Linked DNA regions of Homo sapiens: region 2 is linked to region 1. Evidence: chromatin contacts called from ENCODE Hi-C or POLR2A ChIA-PET data. All regions are on one chromosome and are shown on one strand. The core of a region is the stretch at or near the end of the contact, and the rest is flanking DNA. Distances in the headings are between cores, read along the strand shown.

What was found. Hi-C counts contacts between places; a loop is a spot of excess contacts on that map. ChIA-PET counts read pairs that join two places held with the same protein, here RNA polymerase II (POLR2A). Pooled maps may share reads with other maps.
Region 2: a loop to region 1 is called in a map of A673, with 3 times the contacts of the local background. The contact joins the promoter of MEF2C-AS2 here to the enhancer-like site in region 1. A Hi-C loop is called at or near these places in 10 of 168 maps with a recorded cell type or tissue (A673, HAP-1, PC-3 and 5 more) and 3 of 50 pooled maps. POLR2A ChIA-PET finds 5 or more read pairs at or near these places in 6 of 52 experiments (HCT116, PC-3, Panc1 and 1 more).

Annotation. Positions count from the first base shown.
Region 1 is chr5:88,395,597-88,401,886 of GRCh38, forward strand. All of the region lies in intron 2 of TMEM161B-DT (TMEM161B divergent transcript), which reads left to right. Among named protein-coding and RNA genes, the nearest start is that of LINC02060, 40 kb to the right of the region's middle. RefSeq lists enhancers at 741-1,852, 1,119-1,995. Within about 2 kb of position 2,080, at least 2 of the 41 ENCODE cell types and tissues checked have a DNase peak (open chromatin) inside an H3K27ac peak, as active enhancers do; they include A673 and dorsolateral prefrontal cortex, where a contact is called at or near this core.
Region 2 is chr5:88,673,286-88,679,499 of GRCh38, forward strand. It overlaps MEF2C-AS2 (MEF2C antisense RNA 2), which reads left to right and starts at 2,933. Exons shown (of 4, transcript NR_146284.1): 1 at 2,933-2,978. All of the region lies in intron 1 of MIR9-2HG (MIR9-2 host gene), which reads right to left. RefSeq lists enhancers at 1,905-2,004, 2,442-3,007.

The DNA.
Region 1 (6,290 bases), core at 830-3,329:
TCTGAATTGAATCCCAGAGTCCTTTACAATTGTACTGTGTACCCCGGCTTTTTTAAAAAGATTTTAAAATGTAAGCTAGATGATTTCAAAACTGATGAAAGTTATGCCACCATTCTTACTTATATCTAATTCATGTTTTAATAGTCATAAGTTTTAGTATACCTAGAGTACAAAGAAGTGTTTACTTAAACCAGTTTCTATACCAGTAGAAACTAACTCCCCCAGAATATTTTTGATGTAATTATTTAAAATCATTTTAATTAGAAGAACAATAAGATGATAGGAAATCAAGGCCCTCGGGTTTTCTGTATGGCTGTATCATCCAGCTTCATAAAGTTACTTAACGAAGTATTTTAAAATATTGTTTATATGAATGTAAACTTACCCTAATTATATACTAAGAAATGTAGTCCATTTGATTTCTTCCCATTCCTGGCCTCAAAAATCAAACCTGCTCTGTTTGGAAAAAGCTGAGTCTTCTGTGATATCATGGACCTTTTTATATTTCAGCAAGGAAGTGGAGGTCATGGAGTCATAAATATCAAAATTTTCAGGACCCAAGCTGTAAGGTTTTATCCTTTCCTTTGTGAAGGCTGATGCAGATGGATTTCTAATTTCCTTTGATTTCTGTCCTCTTGTCTGTGTGTTTTCTTTATTTGTATAAATTGCATTGTCCTTTCTATAAGAATGTTTGAGCACACTCTCCCTGATAGATTCTCATTCTCACTCCCCTCAGCTTGTTTGAGGTTTAGAATGGGGGTGCTTTTCCTTATTTTAAAAGCTTTGCAATTTAGACTCCGAGAGCCAGGACTGGTTTTCTATCCATCGGGACCTGCTCAAAGGTCACACTCAAGATCATAAGCCATGTTCACATCCTTCTTATGGGAAAATGATAAAATAATATCCACAGGCATCTGATACTAGGGGCATGGCCTGGACACACACCTTGCCCTCTTCCCCTTGGCCTTGTCTGCCTTGAAGAATGAATAGATCCATCCCCAAAGTTGATGCTTCGAAGTGACCAGTCAGATGCTAGCAGGTCAGCTGGCTATCCTCTTGGATAGAGGGTCCATAAATTAAAGAAATGTTGGTGTGGTTGAAAGAGGAAGGTAGTCCAGCCCAAGGGAAGTCACGTAAATCTCTCCAGGAGCTTTGTTCCCAGTAGGGAGTGGGGGTGAGAGTTGGGGTAGCTCGGGGCTGTGGGCTGTTATTAATGCCCTGGCCCTCCTGCGGTGGGTGCTAACTTGTTGTGCATGAGAGCTGCCACCATCCTTCCCAAACATCGGGCGCTTGGAAAAGTCAAGCACAGTTGAGCCCTGATTTTCATTTAATAGTCAAAACCAAGATGCATTTGGGCTATGATGATAGGACAGCTCCCTTGAAAAGATTATTTGAACTACAAAGGCATTCATTTAGGGCTAGCAATGTTGCAAAAGGGCCCGCTAGAAATTAGCAGCCTGTCCTGGTATTTGGAGAGCAAGAGTGACAACTTATTGGAAGTTCTCAAGGAATCATTTATATTTCACACTCCACTAGGCAGCTGATTTGAGATTGTCTGTTAGCATAACAAAGGCTCTGAGCCTGTGAACTTCAGAAACCTTTCGACCTCTTAGCTGCTGGCATGAATAGCCCCCAGTCCTGCCTATAGAGATCTCCCAAAGCTCCCCTGTTCGTGGCTAAATTGTTAATCAGGGTAATTTAATATAGTTTTCAATATGCCTCATCTCTTATTGGGAAAGGTATTCACAGCTTCCCTACCCCTGAAAAAAAAAGTTCTTTTATTCAAGTGTGAGAGGGGCAGCTGCAGACAGACCCCCATCCCTTGCTTCTCCCCCTACTCCTTCACAGCAGCAATGTTCTGAGCAGCAACCATAGAGAAGGGCCAGAAAGAGAAACTCAGAACGACGATCCCATCCCCTGGCATGCACTCCACCCTGAACCTGAAACTTCAGCCTATTTATGCTGGGAACCGCCAAAACAAAAACCCAAGGCTCAGCCATAACTGAAACCTCAGAGTCACACACACACACACACACACACACACACACACACACGCCACACCTCCTTCTCCACCCTCCCTTCACCAACACCCTGCCCCTCCCCCCTCATCCCAACTAAGCTTCTCTTGTGTTTCTGGACAAAACGCACCAGACCCCAAGGCCTGTTAATTTTCATTTCTCACTCTGTCCAGGCAGCCCACACCGTCCTGCACGCTCCTTCACAGAGTCACACTCGGCCTGGCCCCTGCATCAACTCCCGGTGTCATATACACTTGCTCTCGCCTGCTCCCTCGCACACTATCAATTCACATGCACATTAGTTAGCTGAAAAGAGCCGGAGCACAAATATATTCATTTTAATCCAGTTAAGACCTAAGAGGTCTCCTAGGATATTATTCAATAGTTTGAAAACTAAGTATAAAATTCAGATTTTGCTACGCTGTTTCATCTCACAGAGGCCTACAGTATGCCTTTCTTTCACTTTATACCATGTGTGTATTCTAAAAAAGTAAAATAAAACCGAATAAAAAAAAAACAATCACAGGCAAAATACCCAGCTTCAGGCAGGCACTATGCTCAAATATTATTATCTTTTTAATGACTGTTTCTAGTACCCATGTGCACATCAGAATAGCAATTTTATACAAAGAAGGAAAAAGTATGAAGTCACTAATTACATTTTTAAAAATTAAAAATAAAAGGATACAATCTCTTAAACTTATTTTCTCTTTCTTTTCCACGTGAGCATTTTAAGGCATCTCTAAAGCATGTCTGAGTGTTTCTGGGTTCCTTTGGTGGTGGTTTTCTGTGTAATTGGTGCTCTGTCTTTGTGCGAGTTGAGGCTCTGTGTGTTGCTTCTTTCTGGAACAGCCATTTCTCGCTTGTGCCCCGTTTTGGTTAGTGTGTCTGTCTCTCAGCCTCCTGAAGTTGGATAAAGGCAGGATGTAGTGCCTGAAGTATTTTCTTTGATTTTTCTCTAGTTAGAGTAGTCCCTGATGGGGGTTGGGAGATTTCTTCACTCACTTGGGTTCCTAATCTAGAATCTGAAAACTGCTGGGAGGTGGGAGACCAATTTCTATTTACAGCATCAAGGAAAGGATTATTAAACCTCCAAAATCAGAAGTACAAACATAGATTTACACTTAATAAAACAAGACAAAACAAACAGCCTAGCTTCTTTCCCAAAATAATTTTTTTTGGAATTAAAAAAAGATTAAGAAATAGGTTTACTGCCCAATTTTAATATCTAAACAATGCCCAGAGGTGACATGTTAAAACAGAAAATAAAATAAATGTATCTGGTGGTTATATTATATGGTAATCCTAAAGACTGCATTTTCCTTTAAAAAAAAAAAAAGGAATCTGACAGTTTTAATTTCAACGTTGTGGAAGTTTTTAGATTATAAATGTTTTTGCCAATAATCTGTGTATTATTCATGTTAATGATGTGCTTTTTGGTTTATTGTATATTGTAAGTAGTGATTTTCATTTTCTCAGTGTTTTAAACCAAAATATTTTAAAAACATTAATTGTTATTATAAATTGATGGGTAAATATGGCTGGTTTCTTTTATTAAAAGCCAAAAATATGAAGTTGTTCATATATAAATATCACAAATTCAACTTTCAGAAGGTGCTTAGAGTAAAAAAATTATGGCTTTAAGCCCAAGAAAGAAAAAATACACAATTTGCATTTTTTCAATGCTTTTGCTTAACATTTTTTTCATTAGGTTTTTTCCTCATTAGAATTTATGATCCATGTCGATCATTACACTTTCACATTTCTGATTTCTGTTAAATTTTCTGACAGAGGCTAATAAATATAAAAGAGTAAAAAGGCCTATTTGCTTTCATCTAAGGTGCTCAATATTTTCAGGTTATTTGTATTTGCATTGAAATCTTTTCCATGTTCTTAATTTAAATTATTAAAATTTGACTGAAACTAATTCTATTTGAAGCTAAGATGTAACAGGGTTTTTTTTTCCCAAGGAATTAAACAATGTGATTTTGCTAAATTATAACATTTTCTTTGGCTTGAGCCATCTAACACCCTCTCCAACATGGCACAGTTTGGGCTTCATATTTGTGGAACAAGAAGGGTTGGGGGGAGAAGGATGTATATTTGGAATGGTGTTTGACAGGGAGAATGAACGCAGACACCAGAACAATTATATTACAATCCCATTGGGAATGCCAGCACCAAATTTAGCCAGACTGATGGGGTACTGTCTAGACGGTCCCTTTTGTGTATCAGCTGTTTTTTCCCTGCTTTATTGCACTGCCTGAATGTGTGAGTTGAACATGCATATGGATCCCAAGCATAACCATTCCTGCAACCATACACTGCTATTAAACTTCCTCTCATTTGGCTAGGAATCAAAGGTTGTGTATTCCTACTATATTCCCTTTATAATATTTTGTAATTAAAATGCAGCTTCCAGATTAGTGGCTTAACAAAGGTCATAAGACAAAGTAGAAGGTGCCTAGGCTCTTTCTTTATATGAAAAAAAATGTACAAATATACTAGGTAAACATTTCTATCTTCTCAAACATGTCCACCTCTTTTCTATACAAGTAAAAAGAAGCCAGAAAGAAAGGAATTAAAACAATGAGAAGAAAGAAGCACAGTACATGTAAATTACCACCTTTCCTTTTGAAAAGGGCAAAGGATAGAAAGAAAGAATATTTATTTAATGTTTACAGTGTAATTAATGGCAGTGTTTGTGGTTTTCTTTTTTTTTTCTTTCTCATCTTTATTTGGTAAACCAAATGGAGTTCAGTAATCAGTTCTTGTGAAGTCTTAGAAATGGATTTTCAAACTCTTTTAAATACACACTTACACAATTGCTTTTGTGTTGTTGAGCATATAGGAAATCCTAGAGACATCTCAGATCTGGGCAACTGTCAGGATTTTGTTTTGTTTGTCAAGATGGTGCAGGAAGGGTAGAGCTTACTTATATATGAATACAGTATCCACATAAAACATTCGTTGTTCAAAGGGGCAGAAATGCACCCCTAAATAGGAAGCGCACTCCACGGGTGATGGGTACTAAGGTTGGATGCCTTTGCTCACAACCAAGAATTTGAAACGAACTCAAATTCATTATTCCAATTAGAAAGTGAGAAATAGAATAATGCATTAATGTTAATGAATGTAGGTATAAGATCCGCCTCTTTCTGTAAAAGTTTATCAGCAACTTTGTCTACAGTCACCAAAAATTGAAAGGTATGAGAAATTGGAATTCCACAGGATGTAAGTCATTATAAATAAAATTATTGTCTTGTAGTAGGATCCAAAATGAATCCACTGTTTCAGGAAACTGGATCCCACATTTCATAGCACAAATAAGTTTTGTTAATATGTACACACAAACTTTGTTTGGAAAAGGAATTCTACTTTCCATTTGCTGAAATTGTTATCCCTTAGTAAGGAGAAGAGGCAAAAGTTTTACCATAAAGAAAAAAAATCAAGGTTAAAAGTGATAAGAAAAAATTTGTACAGTTACATCCTTGTTTCATGCATTAAATTTTGTCTGACTAAATGGTGGAATTTAGATTTTTAAAATAATAATTTTCTATGCTTTGCTGCTGAAATTTAATAACTACCATCTACTATGGACAACGAAGATTTTATTCATCTTTTGAGGACTGGATATTGAAGAGAGGTCTGTAGGAAAGATAAAGTAAATTGTATTCCCAATTTTACTGAACAGGGTAAGACAAGAAGTGATCTATTTTTTGGTTTGAAACATTATATCAGCAAATCCACAATCATAAAATATGACCAGTGACACAGGATTGGGGAAATTCACTGTCTGGAAGAGGGGAGGAGATTGAACAAATGACATTAAACATGGAGACCTTGAGTAGGCACTTGTAGGCATTGGTGTTAGCAATCTCTGAGGCCTAACTTTGGTACTATTAAGAAAAAATATAACCAAAGGCAGGGGCAGAGGGCAAAAGAAACCAAGACTGAGAAACAGAGAAAGCAAGAGGAAAATGGTGGTGGGTGGGTGGGTTGGGGGTGGGTGGCATGCAGGGGTAGTGAGAGAGAAAGAAAGAAAAGGGGAGCAGAGAATGAATATTCTAAGCATTGTTTTAATCTAAAACAGAGACGCTTCCAGGAGAATGAATTTCAATGGAGCTGAGCCAAAAATAATTATAGAGATTTTCTTGTTTTGTTTTGTGAATGAAGAGCATCTCTTTTCCCTGGAGATGCGAGAGTGAGAAAGAACCAGAGCCAAGAGATTGAAGTGATGCCCCTCTGCCCCTTTACTTCCACACACCACAG
Region 2 (6,214 bases), core at 1,683-4,182, 280 kb after region 1:
CATGCCAGGCACTTGCTCCCTGAGCCTCGGAGTGGAGAGTGAAGTGGTGTGTGCGAGGCTTGGCAAGTTTTTGGGGGGGCTGTCCAAGGTCTAGTCCAGCCCCCTCTGCCGAGGAGGACGTGCTCTGAAACTCAACCAATTTCCCCACTGCTTTTGTTACTGATGAACTGAAGCCCTATTGTTCATCCATTGCCACGGTCTTTTTCAGTCCCCACACTACGTTCTGCGTTGCCAGAGATAATGAATTTGCACCCAAACCTCTCATAGTCCCCTCCTGACAGACGGAACAAATTAGAAATGTCTCGTCTGAAGGAAGGCAATGGCTACATTTTCCTATTGTAGGATGCAAAGCACACATTTCTTTGGAAACTTCTTTTGCTTTTTTCTTTTTTTTAAAATCCTTTTCTTCTCTTTTTCTTTTTTCCTCCAGTTTTTTTTTCTCTCTCTTGGTTTCTTAAGATTCTTCTTTTTTTTTTATTACAGAATCTCCCTGTCGTTTTTCCAATGCACTGTTTTATGTAACTTGTGAGTCTTCCTAACCTTCTTCCCCTTCTTTCCTCTCCTTTCTTAAGGACTCCCTTTGCAATTTTATTTACAAACTTGGAGAATGACCTTTTGACTCGCAGACTTTTTTTTTTTTAAAGGTCTTTTGGTTCAAGTCCCCCTTCTTCACTCCTCCCCGTTTGTGTCGTGGTTGTTAAATGTGTTTAGCTAAAGACAAGCAATGCATTCTAAAGAATTTTATTCTCTAAACTCTAGAGGTATTCTAAATGTACCAGGGACGCGCCATAGGGGTCATCTATTTGAGGAGGAAGAAAAAGCGGGTGTGTGTGTGTGTGTGTGTGTGTGTGTGTGTGCGCGCGCGCGCGCGCGTCTGCCTTCCACGGAAAGAGAGACGGAGAGATGTGGGAGGGTGGGGGTGGAAGTATGCAGACAGAGAAGGGTGGGGGCTTCGAGGGGAAGGTGGGCTTCCTGCAACACAAGCGGAGAGGCTGTCAGGGGTGTGGGCACGGGGGTGCGGGGAGGCGGTGCAGGAATCCGTCCCGCCGAGTGCCGTCGGCCCCTGTGGGCCTGTTTGCGCGCCTGGGGCTGGCCGCATTCTGGGCGCGGGTGTCTGCGTGCCGGGGTGGTAGTTCCGAGCCTGCGCGCGTGCGACCGGGTACGGGAGGGGGAAGAGTGCCGTAAAAATTCAGACGAGTGGCCCGTATGTAAATGCAGCCCGCGGGGAGCAGGGAGGCGGTAATGACAGCCGCTGGCGCTCAGCCCCGCCGGCGGCCCCTAGCTTTCCCGCCAAGTGCAGCCGGAGGACAGACAGCCATGCGTGTCCTTGGCGGGAGAGCCCCCACCCGCCGCGCGCGCCCGACCCCCGCGCACACGCACACACTCCCCTCGCAGGCGTGGGGCCCAATGGCCACGAACATGTCAGGAAAACAAAGCTGGGGCTGCGAGGTGGAACGATGAAACGGCACACTTGGCGGCCGAGGGCAGAGCGGAGAAGTCGCCACCACAGCCACCGGCGCCCCTTTCTTGCCTGCTCGTAGATCTGCCCTCCGGCCCAGAAGAGGCCGAGGACCATTTCTTAGCTGCCCCAGAGGAGGGGGCGAGCAGAGGAGGGGGCGGATGTGCACAGGGAGGTGCCAGCGGTCCGGTGCGCGGGCACGCACACGCCGGCGCGCAGGGCTGCCGCGGGCGGAAGGAGGGGAATGACAAGGCCTCGGCCGCGTCTCGGAGAGGCACTACCTCCGCGCTGAGGCCGCTGAGTTTCAAGTGCAAAACACCAGGCCAAATCCGGCAAGGCGGCGGCTACAGAATGGCTCACACTTCAAGCCTCCTTCCTCAAACAATCCGATGGGAAGGACCTGGCTGTTCAGGGGAAGCCTTTGCTGGCCTCTCTTTTTACATGGGGTGAAGTCGAACCCCAATCTAGGAGCCCTGGCCTAGATGGCTCCGCAGATGAGTCCCAGACGTGGCCATGGAAAGACTGATCTCTCTCTGCTCAGAGCGCCTGCCTCGGTGCTCACTAGCGCAAGCACCTCCCAACACACATACATACATACACACACACACACAACACAGCACTCCCATCACATTAAAACGCGCGCTCATGATCCTGCCGTTAATGAAGCCGAGGCGCATAATGAGTGCACAGGTAAATAGGTACCGAAACCAGAAGACTTCACCAGTCGGCTGGGCGATTTACCTCTCCCTACAGGGAGCACTTGTAGTTATCGTGTTTTAGGAGTGATTTGCTGTTGTCTGTGGTCTCTCGCTCCTCTTCTTGTGGAGAGAAGCCAAAAAATATATATGTTCCGTGGTCAGAGTCTTCTTTCTGATAAGCTACCCGAGCATTGGTCTAAAACATCTGTTTTATCTGTTGATTTTGGTTTGTTGTTTTGGGGAGTGTTGCTTTTCTGAGGGAAGCAAAAGAACGTGTGTGTGGTGGGGCTGGAAGCTCAGGGCAAGAGTCTGCGTGTGCGGCCGGAAGGCTGGCGAGTCTGAGAGCCGCGCGGTGCAGAAAGAAGGCGGCGGCTTGTCCTCCCCCGGGGCCGGCACTGGTCCCTTGGCACCCCGGCCTGGGCTCGGCTACTGCCGCCGCCGCCCGCGCTCTCGGGCTCCGCCGGCTGCCGCTCCGTGTTTTCCCCCATCCCGGCTTCACGTTCAAGGTTTAGCTGCGAGGTCACGTCCATTGACGTCAGCTCCCTGTCTCCCTCTACGTCCGGCTACATTTACATACATCAAGGAAATTAGGGCATTAAAAAAATATGCAAATCCTGCGCGAAGAGGAGCGGGTGCATTCCTGGCGCGATCGCCTTTTATTGAAGCTTTTAATTAAAGGGGCCAGTTGGCGAGCCCCTGAAACAACCGCCAAAACCCCCCAAAAGAGAAAAATAAACGCTGTAGCCTTCGAGAACGGTTGTTTCGGCTCCTGTTCTGTGGGCGGCTGAGGACCGCCGGCTGCCCGGCTCGGAGAAGAACAGGTTAGAGGAGGCAGCTCCAGCCCATGCATAATCAGGGCTCCGCGGCGCCTCCATTCTTTCCTCCTCCTCCTCCTCCTCCTCCTCCTCCTCCTCCTCCTCCTCCTCCTCCTCCTCCTCCTCCTCCTCTTCCACCTCTCCTCCTCCTCCTCCTTCTCCTCCACCTCCTCCTCCTCTTCTTGCTCTCGCTCCTGTTGGTTCCAGCGTGTATTATTTTTAATACTGATGCATATGTAAAGGTATATTTGCATTTTTTAATTTGCGAGAATTTCAGATTTTGTCATTTTATTGGTTCCCTTTCCCTCTTTTTTTTTTTGGAGGATTTTTATTGTTGTTATTTTATTATGTCTATGTGTCTCTCTTGTCCCTTTCTGTCTTTTTTGGCGAGTGTCTGCTGCTGTCTCTTGCTAGATAATATACACAGTTACCTCCCTGCTTCTGTTTATTTAAGGTTACAAATATGCACATCTGTCATGTATGCAATGCCAGCTGTATAACCTCCTGGTTTGGTCATAAAGGAAAATACACATTTTTTTTTCTTTCTTGACATACCTTGATGGGCTGTAGTGCCCATCGCTCAAGGCTCAAAGTTTGATTGTCTAATTAACTTCATATTAGCAGAAACACAGTTCGGGGCCAGTGCTTTCGAGATAATGTATGTATAAGTGAAGTGATTCCAAAGATTTCTAAATAATTTTTGTGCTGATTGCCTGAGAGGTGCGGCATTCCCCGCCCTATTGCTTTCTAGCATTTCTTATTGAAAAAAATATATATATTTTAAAATGGGTAGACACAGCAATGGACAGCCTTCTGCAAGGAAGACATTTTCAACCATGTTGTATGTTGTACCTTATTGGCTGCATTCAAAATTTACTGAGTTTCATTTTTATCTTAATATGGCTGGAAACAAGGCACATTATCTTGACTGAAAAGCATCCTTGATTCCTGACTTTGAAATGAAAGCAAATACACAAATAAAACAATTGGCTATATTAAACCAGTTGATGTGGCTTAAAATATACAGGCCTTGAGTTAGATTTCAAGCAATGGTAATCTTGTTTATAGGATCGGATTCTCTTTCTTGGCAATATAGCTATGCAGCACGATGGCTTTTTTCCACCTTTTAATTCCCCCAAGCTATCATTTAAAAAAGACTCAATCTATAATTGCAAACCCTGAAAGAACAGCAAGTATGCACACATGCAGCTTATTCAATTAAACAAGTCCAAGTACATGCACAGGTAATTAGTTTTCTTATGAATGACTTACCTGCACAGATACTCAGGCCAAGACTCAGCCCTCCCCAATGGCCTTCATGTATAAATATTCACATGTATTTCCCCCTATTTCAAACCTAAAGCGGTATGCCATCTTTCATGCTGGACTATCCAGCATCCATTTTCAGCACCCTTAACTCTTATGGAATTTCCAGCCTTACCTCTGGCTGTAGTTTTTCCAAGCCTACACCAAAGTGCTCATATGATATGTCACCCAATAAAAAGTGGTCAGATGGCTACACGTATGACATTAAAAAGCAGAAACACATTCATCCTTCAGGTTCGCCTTTACCTTGCCATATATAGCAAGATTACGTTTCCTAAAATACATTTTCAGCACATTTTATGAATAATTGCAGGATTCCACAACTGATTGCAGAATAGCCGGTTTCTGGGGGGCACCTGGCTGAGTGAAACAATTCGGCAGGCTCAAGGTCTCTTTGAGTTTGGCTGCAGTTAAATTGCGCGTGGCTGTTTGTTCCTGCCTGGACTCTCCCACATACCTGCCTACCTTTATGTAGGATCAGGACAAACACACCGGCCACGTTGCAGGGCATAGAGTGTCGGTGCATATATTTAGATGGCAGTAGCAAGGAACGCGTGCGTGTACGGCTGAGCATGCATGTGTGTACAGATGCGTGTGTATGTGCGCGCGCGCGCTATGTGACAAGGAACACAGAGAGGTACACCTCTTATCTCTGATCTCTCTGTAATCTCCTTTTCTGTTTCTAATCTCCCTTATTGGCGCATGGTAGTAACCCAAAGCGTGTGAACCGTCACCGTCGCTGCCGTGTGCGCGCTGTGGCTTACCCCGAGGGCCGGTGGCTCGGTGACTCGCTGGCTAGGTGGGTGTTGGGGAAGAGGGTGGGTAGCGTCGCTGCCGCTGCCGCCGCGGGTCCGGGTGCTCTGTCCCAGCCCGGCAGCCGAGCGCGCAGTGTCGGAGCCCCCTCCCACCCCGCCCTCACCCCCATCCTCCCCTCCCCTCCCTTCTGCGCCTCCCCCAACCCCCCGCCCCGCATTACCATATGGAGGCCGAGTCCCTGCGAATCACAGCAGCAGCGGGAGGTATTTGAATAAGCCCCGCAACCCCGCGCAGACCCCAACTCCTCCGAGAGCAGCATGCCCTGCACCAAGAGCCACCACTCTGGCCGGTAACCTGGCAGCGACAGACAACTCCCCAAAGTGCCCTGCGCGCGGTGGAGAGAGGGTCTGCTGAGGGTACTGGGTCTCCCACTTGCTACTTTTATATTAACTTGACATAGAATCAGACAATAAATGAGAGGAGAGAGAAGAGAAGAGGAAAGAAGAGACAGAAAAAGGGAGAGGCGCTGTAAAGGGGAGAGAGAAAACAGAAGCGAGAATGGGAGAGAAAAAGGAGAAAGAGAACCCAAAGGGTTGAGTTAAAGAGAGAGTAAAATGGGGACCGGGTGGGGAAACGGTGGGAGGGGGAGAAATACCCAAATATCTGAATTTGGACTTCTCAAGCTAAAAATACCACCTCACTGAACTTCACAACCTCCAATGAGACACGTGTTTCTCCCCTCACCACCACGTCACCGAATGATTAATTTGCCGTCTCAATCAGAAATAATTATTTAGAATTGTATAACAGATATAGGACTTAGCAGAAAGAAGCTCATTTTATGAAACATAGCGAAAAATATATGACATTTAAAGATGATGTTGGCTACCTCACGGTAAAAATTAAGGCTTGCCTTAACGACTCGGCAGTTGTCCAACCATGTCCTCTGAAATGGTGAGATGGCGGCCCAGGGCCAGCAACAAGAGGTGTTCCGAAATATTTTGGACTTTAAGTGAAAATTTTTTTTCTTCCTGTCTCAAATTTTATTGTTACGTTTTTCTTCTTCACGAATTTATTCCTTTTACCTAAATTTTACAGATAATATGTGAATCTTTTAAAAAATTTTACTGCAAAATGTCACATTTTGACTGAAGATATGA